2 separate regions of the Homo sapiens genome follow, and region 2 is linked to region 1. A link is a contact called in ENCODE Hi-C or POLR2A ChIA-PET data. All regions are on one chromosome and are shown on one strand. The core of a region is the stretch at or near the end of the contact, and the rest is flanking DNA. Distances in the headings are between cores, read along the strand shown. Region 1 has its middle 110 kb from the start of SESN3. Region 2 overlaps LOC105369440 (a long non-coding RNA gene).

What was found. Hi-C counts contacts between places; a loop is a spot of excess contacts on that map. ChIA-PET counts read pairs that join two places held with the same protein, here RNA polymerase II (POLR2A). Pooled maps may share reads with other maps.
Region 2: a loop to region 1 is called in a map of esophagus muscularis mucosa, with 2.1 times the contacts of the local background. The contact joins two enhancer-like sites. A Hi-C loop is called at or near these places in 2 of 168 maps with a recorded cell type or tissue (esophagus muscularis mucosa and left cardiac atrium) and 6 of 50 pooled maps. POLR2A ChIA-PET finds 5 or more read pairs at or near these places in 1 of 52 experiments (CD4-positive, alpha-beta T cell).

Annotation. Positions count from the first base shown.
Region 1 is chr11:95,335,624-95,338,993 of GRCh38, reverse strand. No RefSeq gene overlaps it. Among named protein-coding and RNA genes, the nearest start is that of SESN3, 110 kb to the right of the region's middle. RefSeq lists enhancers at 504-1,231, 1-2,392. Within about 2 kb of position 1,478, at least 31 of the 41 ENCODE cell types and tissues checked have a DNase peak (open chromatin) inside an H3K27ac peak, as active enhancers do.
Region 2 is chr11:95,511,072-95,514,441 of GRCh38, reverse strand. LOC105369440 (a long non-coding RNA gene) reads left to right here. Exons shown (of 3, transcript XR_001748336.2): 3 at 1-246. Among named protein-coding and RNA genes, the nearest start is that of FAM76B, 280 kb to the left of the region's middle. Within about 2 kb of position 1,626, at least 10 of the 41 ENCODE cell types and tissues checked have a DNase peak (open chromatin) inside an H3K27ac peak, as active enhancers do.

The DNA.
Region 1 (3,370 bases), core at 229-2,728:
CAAAGGATTCCTCCCTCAGAAAGTTCTTGGCTCCGGCCAGAAAAGAACACTACCACATTTTTCTTGGCTTTTTATAGGGTGTTGATCCAAGGATCTGTTTTTACATTTGAATGTGGCAGTCAACTGTAGCATAATAGATTGCAGACCTTTGTGAAAAATCACTGTGAAGGCTTCAGCAGAGAACTGTGGGCTGGCTGCAGAGAACTGCACTGTCAGCAGGTTAGGAACTGGGCGCTTGTCCATGTTTTCCTTATTTTTAAAGGAGTCATTGACCTTCCACAGGCCTGTATCAAAATGGGGGGAACAAAAATGCTGCCAGACAGGGCGGAATTGGAAGAGGCCTCTTTCAGGGGCTGGAAAGGCCTTCGTTTAGTCTATTTACTGTCATGGAAATTCTGAGTGTGACTTAGAGGCCTCCTTGGCTCTGAGCCAGGTGGAAAGGTTTGGAAAAAAAAAAAAAAGCAGAGACTCAACTGGGGAGTGAGCTGGGTGGGAAAGCAGCTGCCCTGGCACAGCCCCCAGAGGGATGTGAAGAGCCCCAGTGCCTATTGTGCAAAGGCAGATTCAGAAATCCCTGCAAGTTTGGACATAGGTGACAGCCAATGTCACTGTTCCAGAGTGGCCAGGTTTGATAAACATGCTGAGAAGTTGTTAGAATTTGTTCTTGATGAAGGAGGCTTCACCCGACATACCATTCATTCCTTCATTTGTTCTTCAAACAGTCTTTAAGGGCCTACTGTGTTTGAGACACACCACGCTCAGCACTGAGAATACAGTCATGACAAACACAATCTCTGCCTACTATTCTGTAGGAAGACAGTCTAGTAAAAACAGCTACTATACTACAATAGTTAGGCAGACCAGAGCCACCATAGGAGTATTAGAACAGTCTCAGATCTACCCTGCATGGCCTCTCTCCAGGGCACCTCAATTCATTTCATCAATCATCACTGGAATTCCTATCAACCCTGTGCTAAGAGTTTAGTCCCTCCATATTATGGGCCCACAGGATCCAAGTGAATTGGTACTCTCCCAGGTTACAGAAATTCGCTCCCTGTCTAGTGCAAAGGATGTATGAGCTACAACTTGTCCCCTCTCCCAGGGGGATTTGCATTTTAAAGAGGATTATCACCTCAGCTAAAGGCAAGGTTCCCCCAGTGCAGGCTTTTAGGCCAAAGCAGGAAGAGTAGAGAGTGTCTTAGAGAACCAGAAGACTGCCTTCCTAGAAACACAGATGTCACTCCGGGGAGGCAGCCTGCCCGCCCTGGGCTTTAGGCCGTTCTGGAACTGAAAGGGGGTTGGAAACCATCTGGCAGGATACGAAAGAGAAAGCCCGTGGCGAGCAGCCACCGGAGCCTTGCTTTCCTGGGCTGGCCTTCCTAAGCTCCCCACAAGCAAGGACTTGTTTTCTGCTAAGCTCTCAGGGAGTCTAAGAAGGGGTTTACGTGAGAGAGTGTGTGTGTGTGTGTGTGTGTGTGTGTGTGTTTGTGTGTGTGTGTGTGTGTGTTCTACAGCCTAAAGAGAAACTGCACATAGGGGAAGCATGTGAGGTAAAGAGGCCAGAGAAAAGATTCAAAGAGAACAAGCAAGAGAGCCGGTTGGGGCAGGTCTCCAGAGCCGCTATTATTTTTTTCTGGTTGATTATCACAGTGCTTGAAAATGAAGAATAATTTCAGAGGTTGGTGGGGAGGAGGGGCCTGGCTTCTTGGAAGCCTTATTAACACCAGGCGAACAAGACTGTAATTAATCATCAGGGTGAACTTGAGCCACTGGGATGAACGCTAACCCGTTAACCAGCTCTGCCTGGTATTTTTATTTCAGCAAGATCTGAAACTTTAAGGATGTCCTTCTGAACACGATTCCCACCACCACTGCCCTCGGTAACTCAAATGAAGCTTCTGGAGTGAAGCCTTGCAACTGTACTGTCATGTTTTCAACTTTATAATTTTATTCTAGTGACTTCTAGATCTTAACTTTGACTTATCCACTGTGGTAAAGACAAATTGAAAGAATTTGAAACATCAGACAACTTAGATTATGATTTTTACGTATACCAGAATAAGCATTATTTTTTTTTTCTTCCTACTGCTATACCTTTCTTCTTATTGGGCTAGGGTTAATAGAAACAATTCTTATGAAAAGGAAATCTATTATTTTAAAATATATGCGATTTCAGACATTGTCTGAGATGAAGGTTACCTTCATGCTATCTGTGAAGAAAAGTTTGCTAAGTAAATGAGGACAATAAACAAAATCTCAGCCCAAATTTTTTACCTTACTTGAAGAAACATATTGTAAGAACCATAGCAGCATCCATTTACATGTAAACATTTTTATACTACTTACAAATTATTGTCATCTTTCCTTAAAAGCTGACCCTCAAAGAACCTCTAGTTGGTAACGTGCTTCTAGCTTCATTTTCATCACCCTACATATTGGAAATTCATGAAAATGCTTTTCTTCGCAAGCATTCCCCCAAAGCTAATTTGAATTAATGATGTTGGTGTAGTTAGAGTTTGTTTATGGTCTGGTACTGCTAAATTCATGATTGACTATATTACCTGAAAAAAATGGGGTTCATTTGCCTGGCAAGTAACAACTCTCCACGAGAACACAGGTTTTTTCTCAATAAGCATTTTATTATTTGTCACAAAAAAGAAGAGCACTGGTGTGTTCTCCAAGGCAGTGTCTCCCTGAGGGAAAGTGACAGGAGGGTTTTACGGGGCAATGGAGAGTAGAGAGGAAGTGTCAGCGCATGTAGAGGAAGGGTCCCACCAGTGGTGCAGATGCAATGAGTCATCACACCAGCACATAGGTCACATGTTATGGTAATGAGGCTATAGCTCCCCTGAGGGGGTTGGTGGGGGGGTGGACTCTAGCATAGTAATGAGGAAAGTTCACTCAGGTTCATTTATAATTTGCCAGGGTCTGTCAGGAGCTGGTGTCAACCAACTGGGTGACCACATTCCACATAGGGTTTGGGACAAAACAGGCTTCAAGACAAGATGCTGTAAAACAGGCTGATTGCTCAAGTTGATTAAATTCCTATAGTCCCTGGAGATCCTCCCTGTCTGCTTACAGATAGATGGATGGGTGAATCTTCAATAGAGTCCACCAGACTTATGTCTTTATTTCCTTAAAACATGGGCCTCTGGGTCTCAGGGGACGCCCTGGGAAGTAGAAAGGATGTCCATTCCTCTCAAGAAGTCTTCACTGGCAGGGCGTGGTGGCTCACACCTGTAATCACAGCACTTCAGGAGGCCCAGGTGGGCAAATTACTTGAGGCCAGGAATTTGAGACCAGCCTGGCCAACATGGTGAAATTCTGTCTCTACTAAAAATACAAAAATTAGCCAGGCGTGGTGGCATGC
Region 2 (3,370 bases), core at 377-2,876, 180 kb before region 1:
AATGATTTCTGCTCCCAGCTCATACCTACTGGGACCAGATGATAATGATGGTGATGACGATAATAATGATGATGATGTCAATATTTTTTGAGTATTTGCTATGTACCAAAAGTCTTTTGCACTACTCAAAAGACCTGACATACATTGTTTTATTAAATTCTCACAATAATCCTATATGGTAGCCTTTGCTATTCCTGTTGTAAAGATGAAGAAACAGAGGTTCAGTAAATTCAATTAACTTGTTCAAGGTGGTACAGCTAGTAGATAAGCCTGGAATGTGAATCCAAAAGGGTCTGACTTGACCATTGTCCTACAGTGCCTCTCTATTAGTAACTCAAATCAGACATCCTAGTTGAAGTGTAAAGTAAGGCTGGGGATAGAACTCTCAATAAAATGGTGACTTTACTGAGGGTGACTCTCAATAAAATGATGCATTACATAAGGGAATAGCCAGCATTTCTCCATTTCATGAAAGTTCCTTCTCACAGTGGAGCAAGGATTCTCTTCTCTCTTCCATCTTTTGCCTGTCATCAAAACTGGCTGTCAAGTAAGAATTTAATATACTCATTCAAAGTAGGCAAACTGTAATAAAAATGGTGAACTGGCTCATGACAAGATTTGGAATCTCCACAGGGAGCAAAATCTTGAGTCCAACAAATTAATCCACAGCAGCAGATTTTCAGATTTGCAGAGTTAAGTGAGTAAAAGAGACATGTTTTCAACTTGGAATATGGGGAGTAAGTGGGGATGTGGCTTTTTTCCTTCTCGAATCAACTCAGTAGGTGAACTCTTCATGCAACTGAAAAGTGCATTGTGAGTTGAAAACCTCTAAAATATATCAGTATACCCATTCTGAGCTTCCTGCAGACTGACTTAAAAAATTGCTCAACTTCTTTGCTAAGAATGCAAAGAATAATTTGGATATGCCTGAGTACTGTCCTGCCCCACAACCTCTTCAAAACAGCCTTTGAAATCTATTAGCATCAAAAAATGCCCTTCGGGGTACTAGGCCTGTTTATCTTGAAAAGTTCCTCTCAGACATCCTGGCAGGGGATGGGAAAATGGTTCAGCCACTCACAGTTCTTATGCCCTTCGAATTCTAGTATTTGTATTTGTCTGAGTCGATTCTCTTCTGGATGTCTTCCCTAACTAGGCTTAAAGACCCTTTCTCACAAACCTGCTATCTTTTTTTTTTTCCTTCTTCTAGTTTTTATAATGATTTGTTTGGTTTTAGGTCATCAGCCAGAGAAGGGATAAATGCCCTGTAAATTAAATATGCAGAGAAAGCTTTCTTTCCTCATCTCCTCAATGTCAAGAAAAATCTTCAATCTTAAAAAAAAAAGAAAGAAAGAAAAGAAAAGAGTTGCTATTTCTGTGGGATCAAAGAAAAATAATTATGATTTCGTAATGCCTTAAACAAAACTTTGGGTCCTATGTATTTGTTCAGAAATTAAAACTCAAAGATCATTGATTGCACAATGCCACTGTTTTGTAAATAGCTTTAATCCACTTTACAATTCTCCCAGTTCTAAATTTGTGCTCCTATCTTCCAAGGCCCATCATTTTCATGAGTCACCAGTCGTGAGCAGTGCAAGTTTTTCTGAGATCCAGCCAAACAACGCCTGGGCTCCTCAGTGTTTACACAGACAGCCCTGGCTAGTCTAGTAATCATTGTCTTGTTTCCTTATAGGAAAAGCTAGAAACGTACAGGGTAAACAGGGCAGCAACTAATATATACTGAGAATCTACTATGTGCTAAGCACACTGCTGTGCACTTTAAAATTCAATCTTTGTCACAGTCCTACCTGGTAAATATTATTTCTCACTTTTTTCACATGAAGAAACCAAGATTTAGAGAGATGAGGTAATTCACCTAAAGAAACAAAAGCTAAGGGTAAGGTTGAGGTCACTATTCCTATGCTTCGCTCATCCTAACCCATCACACTGCTTCCCTACACTGCGGAGCCTCAGCCAAAGATGGCTTTGGGAATAAATGAATCATTTGAAAGGTCTCTGCCTGGCCATGATCCTCATATTTCTGCAAGACCTAACCAGCTAATGATGCCCAGAGCATGTGTCAACTAAGCCCTGGCTCGGGATAACGTTTCTGGGCTTAGTTACAGTATGGAGTTCATTCTTGATTCATGAGCTGATGCTAAGCACTGTGTCCTCCAGGCTGGAGTTACCTCTGGAACCACAAGATCATTGCTCCTTCTTTCATCACTTGGACTCAGTGGTTACTAACTCCTTCTAAATGAAGCAATTAATTGAAGTCTATTAAAAGAAATTTCTAAAACCAGTGATTTCAAAATCCATTTACTGCACAAAATTTGGAGAGAGCATTTCCTTCCATTGCCTAACTGGAGCTCAAGTGGTAGAGACAAAATAATAGTAATATTAATAATAATCATAAAGAAGAAGAAAGAAATTACAATAACCAAAACCCATTGAGTGAGCTATTTTCTTTAGTCTACAACTTACAATAACCAAAAAGGAATCAGCAGCCCCAACATTCAAATCCCTAGAAGAGCGCCCTGTAAGAATCTATACAAAGCGCATGTGAGATCTTCAGCTGCTACTAGGAGTGGGGGTGAGATGATATAAAATGCTTCAATTTAAAAGACAATCGAGTTATTTCAGCCAGCACTCATACTTCGCAGGTGACAAGGGAGAGGAGCAAGAACTGATAACAGTTTAGTTCTTTCTGTGATCTAGGTATTATGCTGGGCAAGTTCATACATTTATGTTATCGTTAAATTCTCATAAAAATCATCAAAGGCAGCTATTATGATCTGCATTTTAGAGGACATGGATGATCACGAAATTTTTTTTTAAGTAACCTATTCCAGGATGAGTCCAATCACTTCAAGCTTTGTTGATATCATACATTTCTGAGTAAAAGAACCTTCCAGTCATTAACCTCATCTAGGTGTACAAGAGAAATAACTGGAGATCTATGTGATTCACATTCTGGATTGCTGAATATTCCTATGTGTCTATTGCCTCTTTTTTTCAGAGACCCTATTAAAAGGATATATTTTCAAAAAGCAAAACAGCCTCACACAACAAAATGAATAGGAGAGCGCCATGGGGGATTTTAATAAATGTGTAGAATTCAGAAGGTGGAAGGAATAATGTCAAGTGATGAAGGAGAGGGGAGAAAGACACCACCTTGAAAAGTGGGAACTTCAAGCTTGAATGTGAGCAGGTTACTGCAGCACAGGAAGTAGCTGACCTGCCTGGTAAAATCAAGAAGGGCTCTGGATTCAAAAAGGAGGTGGGAGAAAGGTAAGCTGAAGTCAAAGATGTATATATAGAAAGAGTTGGCCCTAGCCACACCTTTCTCTCACCTCTACATGCTATATAAATC